Regions from separate parts of the Homo sapiens genome. Here region 2 is linked to region 1. A link is a contact called in ENCODE Hi-C or POLR2A ChIA-PET data. All regions are on one chromosome and are shown on one strand. The core of a region is the stretch at or near the end of the contact, and the rest is flanking DNA. Distances in the headings are between cores, read along the strand shown. Region 1 has its middle 41 kb from the start of CORO1C. Region 2 has its middle 17 kb from the start of TMEM119.

Region 1 (6,670 bases), core at 328-2,827:
CTAGGTCCCAATTGCAGCTCCTTAATTTACACATTCAGCTACTTGGGACAAGTGACTGAATCTCTCTCCACCTCAGTTTCCCCATTTGGAAAACAGGAATAACCTCCTAGTAGTATTATAAAGACTAGCACTGTTGGTCTTTCCCTCTCGAAGTCCCCTCTCTCTCGCTAGAGAGAGCTGTTTTCCTTTCTCTTTCTTTTGCCTATTAAACCTCCGCTCCCAAACTCTTCATGTGTGTCCATGTCCTAAATTTTCCTGGTGCGAGATGACGAACCCCAGGTATTTACCCCAGACAACATAGCAGCTTCATAATGGGGACCTTGTCCGGATACCAAGGTACAACTTTCATCAAAACGGTGAGTAGAGGAGCAGACTCCACCTCTGACCTTTCATCTCAGGGCTCTCAGCCTCCATTTTAGAACCAAGTCAAATCAATAATGGGTATCCATCAGCCAGTTAAAAACACGGTTAGTGTGGCTGCCATTCTTAAAGACTCGGACGTCAGTCTTACTGGGGAGAACATGGAGAATCCTCCAGCACCCGTGGTTTGCTGGACATGTTTGAACCAGCATCCTTTCATGGAGAACTTAGCCGTCACGTGGGGCTGGGAGAGGTTTTGGAGCAACTGAGGATTTCTGGCTGGGGCTACCCCAGGTGTTATCCAAAGGCTTCTAGACTGACCCAGGCCTCCAACTGCCCAACGGGGTTTTGGCAGCAGGATCTCCAACTTTGCGTTTTGTTTGTTTGAGACAGAATTGCTTGAACCCGGGAGGTGGAGGCTGCAGTGAGCTGAGATCACGCCTCTGCACTCCAGCCCGGGCGACAGAGCAAGGATCTCCTATCCTCTCTGTGTATGCAATGTGCGGGAAGTTTACAGTTCAGGGAAGTAATCTTGTTCGCTATGTAAATCAGACACCGCCTCCTCAAACCTGACTATAAAATCCAGTGCATCCTCCGCTGGTGGCTCTTTTCCTCTTAGAAGTCTCCCCTCTCTCACTAGAGAGACAGAGCAGTTTTCCTTTCTCTTTCTTTTTCTTTTGCCTATTAAACCTTCGCTCCTTAAAAAAAACAGGGTAGCACTGTGTAATTAACACAAAGTAAATGCCCCTGAATCTTTATATTCTTTGTTTATAGAAAGTATTTAGCATAAGTAGCACAAAGTAATCCCTCAATGAGTAGTTGCTATAATCGTGGGGAAGACAGGCCGGCCCCCACAGGCCAGGCCTTGCTGACAGGTGGTTTCTCGTCCTACCTGGCAACTCCCTTAGCATCTCCTGGAAGAGCCAATGGATGCAAACCTGAGCTCATTGAAGGAGGCGCTCAGCTAGGATTTGCACTATGTCCTCCCACTCCCCTGCCACTGACCCCAAGAGGACATGAGGTCTGCCTCTCTCCAGACAACAAACACCATTTGTCCTCGACCTGGACCTGACCAGTCTTTCCCAACAGGCCTTCAGGGAGGGGAAAGGCATGGGCGGCCTGTGCGCGTGGGCTTGTCCCTGCTGTGATCCAAGTTACATCCTGTTCTGGCGTTGCTATGGCACAGCCAAAAACATCTGCCACAACAGACAGCTGGGACTGGCGGTTGGCAGCAGGGCTTGGATGGGCTGGGCTGGAAAGCGTGCAAGACTGAGCAAGGCCAGGAGCTGGGCAGTGATCTGGGACAATGCCCCGATACCACCAAACACACGCATACACACACACACACATGTGCATACACACATACACGTGTGCATACATATACACACATATACACACATGCACGTGCGCATACACACACACATGCACACACACACGTGCGCATACACACACGCATGCATACACATGCATACACACATGCACGTGCGCATACACATACACAGATACACACATGCACGTGCGCATACACATACACAGATACACACAGACATGCACGTGCGCATACACACACGTACACATACACACACATGCACATGTGCATACACATACACACATGCACATACATGCATACACACATAGGCACGTGCACATAAACATACACACACATACACATGCACGTGCGCATACGCATACACACACGCATACATGCACGCATACATACACACATGCATACACACACACACACACACACACACATGCTCTATTTAGGAGGCAAGTTGGACTTCTAGGACAAGAGTTCCTAATTCTTCCTAGGAAAGGTTTCTAATTCTGCCTTTTTTTCCTGAAGTTCCTGAGAGAAGACCTCAAGTGCATAGCCCTAGAGGGACTGGGCCCTCTGAAATTCTTGCCCTCATCTAGGTCCCAGCCAGGCCCACAGAATCGCCCAAGGCCCTATCCTGCTCCCAAAATGGAATTCGCTTTCCCTGTTGTTGTTATTGCTGGTGTTTTTCCTGATTAGTAAAACACAGTGATTGTAACAAAATCACATGATGCAGAGGAGTGATAACAGCTGTGCTTATGTGGCATGAGCCAGCTGCTGTGCCACATACCTCTCATTAACAAAATATACGTAGAAAGTGTTTAGAACAGCCCCTGGCCCTGGTAAGTGCTCTACACCATACCCGTAATCCCAGCACTTTGGGAGGTCGGGCAGGTGGATTGCTCGAGCTCACAAGTTCGTGACCGGTCTGGGCAACATGGTGAAACCCTGTCTCTACAAAAAATACAAAAATTAGCCAGGTGCGGTGGTGAGCACCTGTAGTCCTAGCTACTCAGGAGGCTCAGGTGGGAGGATCACTTGGGCCCAGGACATTGAGGCCACAATGAGCCATGATTGTGCCACTGCACTCCAGCCTGGGTGATACAGTGAGAGACCCTGTCTCAATCAATCAATCAATTAATCAATAAAGTAATTGTCAGGATGATCTGATTTTCTATGACAAGTTAGTGATACAGGTATTAATAACACAATATCTAAAAGAGGAAGTGAGGCTTGGAGAGGTGACATCACCTGCCTAAGTTCACATGATGAGTGTCCTACCTGGATTTGAACTCAGGTTACACCAATGCTAAAGCTCTAAGCTCAGAATCTCCCCCCTCCCCCACCCTTTATGCAGCTGTCCTTAGTTCTTGAACACCTGTTGCTCCTTTCTCTCCCCCAGCCACAGCCCTGACCTCATTCCTGCTGAAGGCCCCAGGGGCCTGGCTGAGGTCACAGTTTTGGCCACAGATCCACAGAGGCGACACCCTGTCTGAAGCCACTGCGGATTCTTTTCACTAGTTTGTCCTGTACTCCTGGGCTCTGAGGGTCTTGGGAACTCTCTACCTGTCCTCTCCCAAAGCATGGACTTTGGGATATCACCCCTCTTCTCTCCCTGCCCACTTTCTGTGCCCTGTGGTAGGGGCTCGCTGGGATTATAACAGTAATCATGAATGACAGAATTTTTTCTTTTTTTTTTGAGATGGAGTCTTGCTCTGTCGCCCACGGTGGAGTGCAGTGGTGCAATCTTTGCTCACTGCAACCTCCGCCTCCCGGGTTCAAGCAATTCTCCTGCCTCAGCCTCCTGAATAGCTGGGACTACAGACACGTGCCACCACACCCGGCTAATTTTTGTATTTTTAATAGAGACAGAGTTTCACCATATTGGTCAGGCTGGTCTTGAACTCTTCACCTCGTGATCCACCTGCCTCAACCTCCCAAAGTGCTGGGATTACAGGCGTGAGCCACTGTGCCCAGCCATTTCCTTTTTTAACAGACGGTTTTGCTCTGTCACCCAGGCTGGAGTGCAGTGGCACGATCACAGCTTACTGCAGCCTTGAACTCCTGGGCTCAAGCGATCCTCCCTCCTCAGCCTCCTGAGTAACTAGAACCACAGGCATGTGCCACCACACACAGCTCATTTTTAGTATTATTATTTATAGAGATGAGGGTCCCCTATGTTGCCCAGGCTGGTCTTGAGCTTCTGGGCTCAAGTGATCCATCTGCCTTGGCCTCCCAAAGTGGTAGGATTTACAGATGTGAGCCACTGCACCGGGCATGGATGACATTTCTTGAGCCACACTGGACCAAGTGAGCCTTATTATTACTAATTTTCAGATGAAAAAACTCAGAAGTTAAATGTCTTACCTAGATGGCCCAGACAGAATTCCAGAGCTGCCTCTTCCAGGAAGCTATTCCTGACAGCCCCTCCCCTAAATGCTGAAGAGATAACTATTTAGTATGAGCACCCCATGGATATGCCCAGGACTGTGAGCTCCCTGAGGGCAGGGGCTGGGTCAGGTTGATTGCTGTCTGCCCTATACCTGATATAATAAGTGCTCAATAAATACTTGTTGAATGACTGACTGACTGACTGAACGAATGATAGGGCTGATCTCTTTTCTCCTCTTGGGTCCTGAGAAGTTTGGGGAATCAGGCAAGTCTGAGTTTGAATCTTTGCTCTGCCACTTCCTGGCTGTGTAGTCTTGGCCCAGTTACCTAACCTCTCTGAGCCTCTGTTTCCCTCTCTGCAAAATAGGGGTACAGTCTGTGGGAGGGTTGGAGAGGACCTACAATGACTGGCACATAGTAGGTACTCTATGAACAGCCCTGTAGAGAGACAGTTCAGGTCCTCCCTGGAGTCAGCCTGTCTGGGGTTCAAACCTCAGCTCCAACACTGACCGAGTAGTATGACCTCGGACAAATCACTTTTCCTCTCTGGACCTCGTCTTCCAAATACTTCACTTGGGGATAATATTAGCACCAATTACTTGGCTGTAGTAAGAACTAAAGGAGGCAGTCCGCATAGTAAATCCTCCATCAACACGGGCTTCTGTGACTTAGGGTGAGCTCCTGGAGGACAGACAGGTGTCCCGTTTTTTCCACCCCACCCCAGAACCTTGCTCAGTGCCAAGCACATAGTAGGGGCACAGATTGCTGAAGGAACTGAGTCTCCATTTCTGTGGCTATTGGGTGCAGACCCGGAGAGCCAGGGCAGGTTTCCAGAATGCCCTCCCCCAACAGGCCGACTCTCCCGTGTTTGTCCATCTCATCTCCCAGCTAGCTGGAGGCAGAGCAGCAGCCCAGCCCTGGCCTTCTGTGCCCAGCCTGGTGGGGGCCAGCGGCAGCTGCTCCTCCAGGGGAGCGCCTCCTGATGGAGGCTGGAAGGAAGGGAGGGCTGGGGAGGTGGAAGCCCCTCCAAAGTTAGCCCAAGGCCCCCAGGGGAACATGCCCAGCCCTGGCCTTCTGTGCCCAGCCTGGTGGGGGCCAGCGGCAGCTGCTCCTCCAGGGGAGCGCCTCCCGATGGAGGTTGGAAGGAAGGGAGGGCTGGGGAGGTGGAAGCCCCTCCAAAGTTAGCCCAAGGCCCCCAGGGGAACATGCTACTCAGAAAGGAGAGCTGGGGTTCAAGTCTACCAACCCTACTTATAGCTGTATGACCGTAGACGCCTCGCTCCACCTCTTTGAGCCTTGCTTCCTGTACCGTGGGGCTGGTGGCCTCATAAGGTTGTTAGGAAGCAGGTGAAGCATGAAGCATACAGTAAGTGCTCCATAAATGTACCGGTCATTGCTGCCCCTCTGACTTGTTGCAGTATAGCACCTGTCTTCTACAGATGGGGAAACTGAGGCCCAGAGAGAGGCAGTTACTTGTCCAAGGTCACAGAGCCTGTCTCTTGCTGGTTCCAGCTTCGGCCTTAGCCATTCTCCCTGCTCAACCCAAAGCTCAGCAGGGATGGGCTCCTGGGTGGACCAGGCAGGGGGTTCCCTTGGGCTGAGGGGGCAGGAAGGTAGGGGTGGAGGAAGGGTTCAACAAAAACAGCCCCAGCTGGGGGCTGTGGCTCACGCCTGTAATCCCAGCACTTTGGGAGGCCGAGGCAGGCGGATCACTTGAGGTCAGGAGTTTGAGACCAGCCTGGCCAACATGGTGAAACCCCCTCTCTACTAGAAATCCAAAAAATGTCCGGGCATGCAGCACACCTATAATTCCAGCTACTCAGGAAGCTGAGGCAGGAGAATCACTTGAACTTGGGAGGCAGAGACTGCAGTGAGCCGAGATCACGCCGCTGCACAGCTCCACTGCACTCCAACCTGGGTGACAGAGTGAGACCCTGTTTCAAAACAAAACAAAACAAAACCAGAAACAGCCCCTTTGCTGCAGGCCTCCGGGATGCCAAACACTTTGGTTGTTTTCTTATTAATCCTGAAAACACTATTAAAATGGTATTATTCTTAGCATTCCCATTTTACAGATGAGAAAACTGAGGTTCAGAGAGTTGCCTAAGCACACAATGGGAAGAGGGAGGCTCTTGACCCCAGCCCCAGATCTGTCTGTTGAATGAAGGAAGAGATAGTGTCCCATTCAGGGGTGCACAGCGAGCTCTGTGGTTTGGTGAGTTCAGTCTGTCTCCCCGACCCCCAGATGACAGGTGAGAGGAGGACACAATGCCAGCAGCTCTTGGGCTTGGGATGTCATAGAAACTTCCAAAGAAAGGGGAAGAGAAAGCCCAGTCACCCTCGCCCCACCCCCACAGGTCGCAGAAGCGGCTCAGGGATGGCAAATGGGCGTGGAGGTGGCCTCCGCAGCCCCAGGGGGCAGGGCAGGGACGCTCTGTGCCAGATGGGGGTGCCAGGCGCTGCCTCCAGCGACCACGCCCACAAGGTGCTCTGCTGCCTGCCGGACCTCTGCGCAAGTGCCTTCGGGCCGATGCAGACGCCCACTGCGCCACTTCCCCCGGGCTCCGGGGACCCCCTCCATCCGCCCGGCCTAGCCCTGGA
Region 2 (6,844 bases), core at 3,926-6,425, 160 kb after region 1:
AGGCCATGGGACAGCATCGGGGAGGAGTGGGGAGAGGGCCCACACATATTGGAAATGCAGTGTCTGTCTCCTCCCCTGAACTTCTGGAAGGATCAAATCTGATACACACAGGCAGGTGTGTTCAAAGTGTCCTGGGGGTGCTGATGGAAGAAGGTGGGAGTGTCTGCCATGGGCTGGGTCAGTTAACACCCGGGGTCGGCAGGCTGATGGGTCAGGAGAGACTGAGTCTACCTCCCCTTTGGGAGGGATCAGAAAAATCAGAGAAGGGGAGCTGAAGGCTCCACAGCAGGGGGCTGTGGACTCAGGCTGAAGGACCTCTGAGTTGTTCCCCAGGGATCTTGTCACCTCGTCTTCCTGGGAGCTTTCCCCTATTTCCTGACAGCTCCTGAGGATGCTGTGTAACCACAGATTTCCATTTGCGTTGGAAGAGGGCCACCTTCCCTTTACAGTTTTCTCTCTCTCCAAGGTGTGGGATTTCATTCAGGGTGGGCGAAGCCGGGTGCTTGAAGCGGCCACCAGGGGGCGCCCGCCGCCAGCTCTTAGAGCAGGTGGAAGCCTGCGTTTCCCTTGGGCCAGACTTGGAGATCATTTAGCCAGGAAGGAGCCCCAAAGCCAGTGGCGTGCTGTTAAGTGTTTAACAACTGGCTTCCAATGGGAAAAAGTCCTGATTTGTAGCATTTGCCAATGTCTTCCATGTAAATACTCCCACAGCCGATTTTGAGCTACCAACCATTATATAGTTGATGATACAATAGGTGTTAGTAACAAGGGCATCGATCATCGGATAATGTAGTACAATTATTAGGAATTGGTGAGTTTTGAGTACTGATGACCTTGGCTTTTAATATAATAGAATTTAATTTATTAAACAACTGACACAAAATTCTGAAAATTTTGTTGATTAGCTCTCACGGGCAGATATAGTCTGGCTCCTGCACACCCCTGTGCCCTCCCCTCCTGCCTGGGCCTCCCATGCCCTTGAGGACCACCAGCCTGAATCACCCCACTCATCCATTCAGCAAACACATCCTGAACACACACACAGCTGCAATATCCCCGTGAATCCCCTCAAACAGCTCTCACAGACGGTTCTAGTATTCTCCCCATTTTACAGAAGATGAAACTGAGGATGAGAGCTAGGTGAAGTCACCTGCCCCAGGTCATGAAGAGGATCTGAGATTGGAACCCAGACCTGAAAGCCAGGATCTTACCACTGTGTCACGCTGTCCTTGAGATCACAGCGGGGTTCTGGGGGAATCCCACGCCCCAAAACCTCAGCCCTGCTGACCTGCCCTGGGGCCTGGAAGTCCCCCATTAGTCACCCTCTGTGGCTCCTGGCTGCTGAGGGAAGGCGCTGTTCCTTGGGAGGGTAACCGAGTACAGCGCAGCCCTCTCATTGCAGAGAACACAACACAGCAGAGCTGGGGCCTAGGACTAAGAGGGATGGCCGGGGGCAAGCAGCTGGCCTTTACTGAGCACTTACTGCATACCTAGTGCCTTGTCAAACAGTTTGTCTGCATTATCTCATTTAGGACTCAACCTCATAATGTGGGTGCAATGATTGTTCCATTTTCTTGCCAGGGAAACCGAGGTTCAGAAAGCTGAACCACTTGCTCCAGCCGGTTGCACGGTTAGGAAACCACACTGTGCTGACTTCAGCTCTGCCAGCAGGGAAGGAAGGAGGGTAGACAGGAAATGGGGGGCGGGGGATGATGGGCTCAGTTTGTTCCAGGTCCCTTGTCTCTTACAGGCTGGGGCTGCCACCCTGGGGGTGGTTCATCCAGCAGCTGATCTGGCAGGGGCTCCCCAAATTCTTTCCCCAGATCCCATCCCTCTTTGCCACTCAACCAAGCCACCGATTACTATGGAATGTGCCAGGCACTGTGAGAGGCCCTGGGATGCCATGTGAGTAGGACAGGCCTGTAATCCCAGAACTGTGGAAGGCCAAGGTGGGCGGATAACTTGAGGCCAGGAGTTCGAGACCCCTTTGGGGCTCATGGTCTAGAGGGGGACAGATTGATCAAATAATCACCCAGGAAAAGATCAGATTATGTCAGATTATGGCTGGGCCCTGAGCCCAGAGGAGAGATGCTGGGAGCAATGGGGCCAGAGCTGGGGGGCATGGGTCAGGAAAATCATGGTTGAAACTTGAAGGACACAGAGTTATTGACTTGGGAGGGAAGGGATAGAGGGAAGAAAGTTCCAGGCAGTGGGAGCATCATGGGCACAGGAGTTTGCACTAGGGGAGCAGACAAGGTGGGGGCAGCTGGAAGGAGCCAGGGTGGCCGCATGGAGGAGGAAGAGGCTGTGTGAGGATGAGGAGAACCTGGACTAGAGCAGGGTGCAAAGAAGTTGTGGAATCGAGAGGTAATTGGGAAGAAAAGGGTAGGAGTTGCTGATGGGTTGGAAGTGAGGAAAAAGGAGGTTGAAATCTCAGGTTTCTGACTTGGGCAGCTATCCTGATGAGGGTGCCACGGGGTGGCTGGGAAAGCCATGGAAGGAGGTTGCAGGGCTGGTGGTAAGAGGAGTGTCCTGAGCTGGGGTTCAGCCAAGTTGGGTCTCAGGGCCTGCTCAACCTCCAGGTGGAGGTTCCAGGAAAGCTGTTGCAAAAGATGCTTGAGGTCATTAGCCATCAGGGAAATGCAAATTAAAGCCACAGTCAGATGCCACTTCACACCCTCCAGCAGGACTAGAATTAGAAAGACTGACAACACCCAGTGCTGGTGAGGATGTGGAGAAGCTAGAACACTCACATGTTGCTGGTGGGAATGCAAAATGATACAGCCACTTTGGAAACCAGTTGGGCAGTTTCTTATAAAGTTAGACGTGTACTCACCATGTACTCCCCATCCAAGCCAGAAATCCCATTCTTAGGTATCTCCCCAAGAGAATGAAAACAGATGTTCATACAAAGACTGCTACAAATGTGTACAGCAGCTTTGTTCATAAGATCCCCAAACTGAAAACAACCCAAATATCCATCAGCTGGTGAATGGATAAATAAACTGTGGTCCATCTGTGCAAGGAAATATTACTCTGAATAAACAGGAGTGAGGCACTGATTCTCATGCCAACATGGATGAATCTCAAAGACACCATGCTGACTGAAAGAAGCTAGACACAAAAGGCTATATATTTTTTTCTTTTTAGAGACAGGGTCCCACTCTGTCACCCAGGCTGGAGTGCAGTGGCGCCATCATAACTCACTGCAGCCTTGACCTACCAAGCTCCAGCGATCCTCCTGCCTCAGCTTCCTGAGTAGCTAAGACTGCAGGTGTGCACCACCATGCCAGGCTAATTACTTATTTTTTTGTAGAGATGGGGGTCTTGCTATGTTGCCCAACCCAGGCTGGTCTCAAACTCCTGGCTCAACTGATCCTCCTGCCTCGGCCTCCCAAAGTGTTGGGGTTACAGGCGTGAGCCACAGTGACATACAATCTGGCTGGGCTGTATGTTGTGTGATTCCAATGATAAGAAGTTCTGGAAAAGATCAGTGGTTACTCTTGGGGGTGGGAAATGATTAGCAGCGGCTTGCAGGAACCCTCTGGTATGATGGAAACATGTTTTATTTTGGTCTGGTTGGTTGTCATACGGGTGTCTGCATTTGCCAAAACTCACTGAACTGCATTTTTACAATTGGTGCTTTTTACTGTGTGTAAAATATACCCCAAGAAGCAAGCAAACCAATAAGCAAGCAGGCAAGCAGGTGAATTCACAAGGCTGTGTGAACCCAGAGGTCGGCCAAGGCATGTGTGAGAGCAGGGGGCCTTGGGCATGCTCCTTGGAGCTCCCACAGCTGCTGTCCCTGCCCCTCCCAGGGACTGGGTGACGGGGAGGCCCAAGGAAGCCACATCTTTTGAGGTCCCCTGTGAATGTCCTTACCTTCTGCGGCTGTTCCCCTGCTCAGAGACTATCAATGGCTCCCCAGTGCCCAAGTCCACAAGAAGTTTCCAGCTTCCTCACTCGCTGCCCACTCACCTATATGTCTGCCTGTCTGGGCAAACCGGCCCTCTCACTCCTCCTCACCCATGCCCCACGGCTCCTGCCCTCTCTGCCTTTTGTTTCCACTTTTAGGGCTCAGCTCCCCCAGGCCCTGGAGATCTTTTTGGATCCAGCCATGTCTCTGGGCTCCTCCTTTGCTCACCCCCATCACCCTACTTGCTGCGGGGCAGTATTTCACCCCGTCTTTGCCCCAGTCCTGGGCACAGAGACCAGCTTGGTTGGCCAACAGTTAACTCCAGGTTATTCCTCCTCCATCTGGGGCCTCAATCTTTCCATGTGTAGAATGGGCGTCTCTGTGTCTGCTTATGCCATCAAGTGGCCACTGCTTATGTGTCCTTCCCACTCAGATAAGAGTCACACAAGGCAGGGATTTTTCATTCCCCAGAAGACTTGGGAAGGAGACAGAAGTCAGTCTGATGCCTGGTTCTGTCTTTGCCATGTGTCTCTCCAAGGCTCACAGTCCTCATCTGTAACATGGGATGCTCATAGGGCCCGGGGCACTGTAAACAATTACCCTTGACAATAGCAGAAGTCGACCTACCCTGTGAGGTTAGGTCTTATTCTCAACCCCATTTTATGGATGAGCAAATGGAGGCCCAGAGAGGTTCAGTGACTTGCCTAAGGCCACACAGCATGAAAAATCACAGATTCGGGAGTAAACTCCTAAGACTTTCTGGGGCCACCAGCCACCAAAGGCTGGCTCCTTGAGAAGGGGCTGGGAAGTCCCCAAATCTCCAAATCTCCAATTCTCCAAGCCAGGTCCTGGCGTGACTTCTCATCAGCCACAGAGCTCCTCTCTGGAGGCCACTCTGTGCTCACAGCATCCCCAACTGGGAGAGGGGGTCACTGGGAGGCAGTCACTGGGCACTGCCCATTCACGAAGCCTCTACAGAGCTGGGTGCCGGGGAGGAGGTGGTGCCAAAGATTGCTGAGGGAGCAGAGGGGGCTGCGTCCTTCCACCACCCCTGGACTCACTCTATGAGACCTTGGGCATGCCACCGCCTTCTCAGGCCCCGATTTCTCCTTCTATGAGATGGGAGACGTCTGTATTAGTTCCCCGCTGGAGGGACAGCTTCAAGGAGCCAGAAGCAGAACTGGGGGGAATTCCCAAGGCTGTGTGAGCCCAGAGGTCTGCCAAGGCGTGTGTGAGGGCAGAGGGCCTTGGGCATGCTCCTTGGAGCTTCCACAGCTGCTGTCCCTGCCCCTCCCAGGGACTGAGTGACCGGGAAGCCCAAGGAAGCCACACCTCCTGGAAGTCCCCTGTGAATGTCCTTACCTTCTGTGGCTGTTCCCCTGCTCAGAGACTATCAATGGCTCCCCCAAATAAGACAAGTTTCTATCATATTACAGGGTCCCTGCAAGTCCCTCCAAATCATTCCCTCCCCACCAAGGGTAACCACTGGTCTTTTCCAGAACTTATCATCGGAATCACACAATATAACATACAGCCTGGCCAGATTGTATGTTACCGTGGCTCACGCTTGTGACTCCAACACTGTGGGAAGCTGAGGCGTGAGGATCACTTGAGCCAGGAGTTCGAAACCAGCCTGGGTTGGGCAACATAGCGAGACCCCATCTCTACAAATTTAAGTAATTAGCCTGGCATGGTGGCGCACACCTGCAGTCCCAGGTACTCAGGAAGCTGAGGTGGGAGGATCCCTTGATCCTGGTAGGTCAAGGCTGCAGTGAGTTATGATTGCACCACCGCACTCCAGCCTGGCCTGCAGAGTGCAGGTGAATGAACCTGGTTGATGTAATGGGTACTGCCCTGAGAGAGGCCTCCCACCAGGCAGCAGAAGGCTGCAGCTTGGGAGAGAGGGAAAACCTGGAGGCAGGACTGTGAGAACGTCTGCCCAGAGGCGGGACCTGCAGCTGTGGGGAGAGGTGGCATTCCTCAGAAAAGGATGTGAGCCTTTGCCGATATGACACCTCTTGGTAATGGCAAAGATGTTCTCACACCCCACGTGATGGGATATTTTTTATATCCACTGGGAGAGAAACCAGGTAATGACAAACAGCTCCTGTGTGAACAACTTTTTTTTTTTTTTTTTTTTGAGACACAGTCACGCTCTATCTCCCAGGCTGGAGTGCAGTGGCACAATCTCAGCTCACTGCAACCTCTGCCTCCTGGGTCCAAGCGATTCTCATGCCTCAGCCTCCCAAGTAGCTGGGATTACAGGTGTGCACCACCATACCCAGCTAATTTTTTGTATTTTTAGTAGAGATGGGGTTTCGCCATGTTGATCAGCTTGGTCTGGAACTCCTGGCCTCAAGTGATCCGCCCCACCTCGGCCTCCCAGAGTGCTGGGATTACAGGCATGAGCCACTGGTGAACAACTCTTTCTAATGTCTTTCACTGACGTAGCCCAACTGCCTCTAGAGACAGTCGACAAAAGATCAAACCTCTGTGTTTGAGGTGTCGTGTGAATTAGGGTCGAAACATGGTTAGCCTTGAGGACTTTTGTGGTGATCATGCTGTACCGCCCCCTGGGGGCAGAAGTGGACAGAGACCTGATTGCTGAGCATTTAGGGGCACAAGGTCTCTCGACCCCTCACTCATGCACTCGCCCACACAGTCCCTGGGCATAAAATGCTGTGTGCTTGTGGGAAGGAATTGTGACTCATCTTTGCCCTCAGCCTCTAGTGTGATCCTAGCCCAGAGTAGGTGACTCAGAAATGTTTGTGGAATATTCCAGCAACTTGGAAGAGGTAAAGAAAATAAGGCAGCCCCAGGTGTATGATCAATCAAACATGATTCAGCAATTGAAAATGATGTTTTTGAAGGATAATATGGAAAAATGCCCTTGACATGATGTTAAATGAACTCTGAGCCTTAGTTTTT

Evidence for each region. Hi-C counts contacts between places; a loop is a spot of excess contacts on that map. ChIA-PET counts read pairs that join two places held with the same protein, here RNA polymerase II (POLR2A). Pooled maps may share reads with other maps.
Region 2: a loop to region 1 is called in a pooled map, with 2.1 times the contacts of the local background. The contact joins two enhancer-like sites. A Hi-C loop is called at or near these places in 2 of 50 pooled maps. POLR2A ChIA-PET finds 5 or more read pairs at or near these places in 4 of 52 experiments (GM10248, H1, WTC11 and 1 more).

What each region holds. Positions count from the first base shown.
Region 1 is chr12:108,768,803-108,775,472 of GRCh38, reverse strand. No RefSeq gene overlaps it. Among named protein-coding and RNA genes, the nearest start is that of CORO1C, 41 kb to the right of the region's middle. RefSeq lists enhancers at 3,228-3,337, 4,596-5,096 and a silencer at 6,654-6,670. Within about 2 kb of position 1,577, at least 17 of the 41 ENCODE cell types and tissues checked have a DNase peak (open chromatin) inside an H3K27ac peak, as active enhancers do.
Region 2 is chr12:108,611,967-108,618,810 of GRCh38, reverse strand. No RefSeq gene overlaps it. Among named protein-coding and RNA genes, the nearest start is that of TMEM119, 17 kb to the right of the region's middle. RefSeq lists enhancers at 430-479, 1,060-1,519. Within about 2 kb of position 5,175, at least 2 of the 41 ENCODE cell types and tissues checked have a DNase peak (open chromatin) inside an H3K27ac peak, as active enhancers do.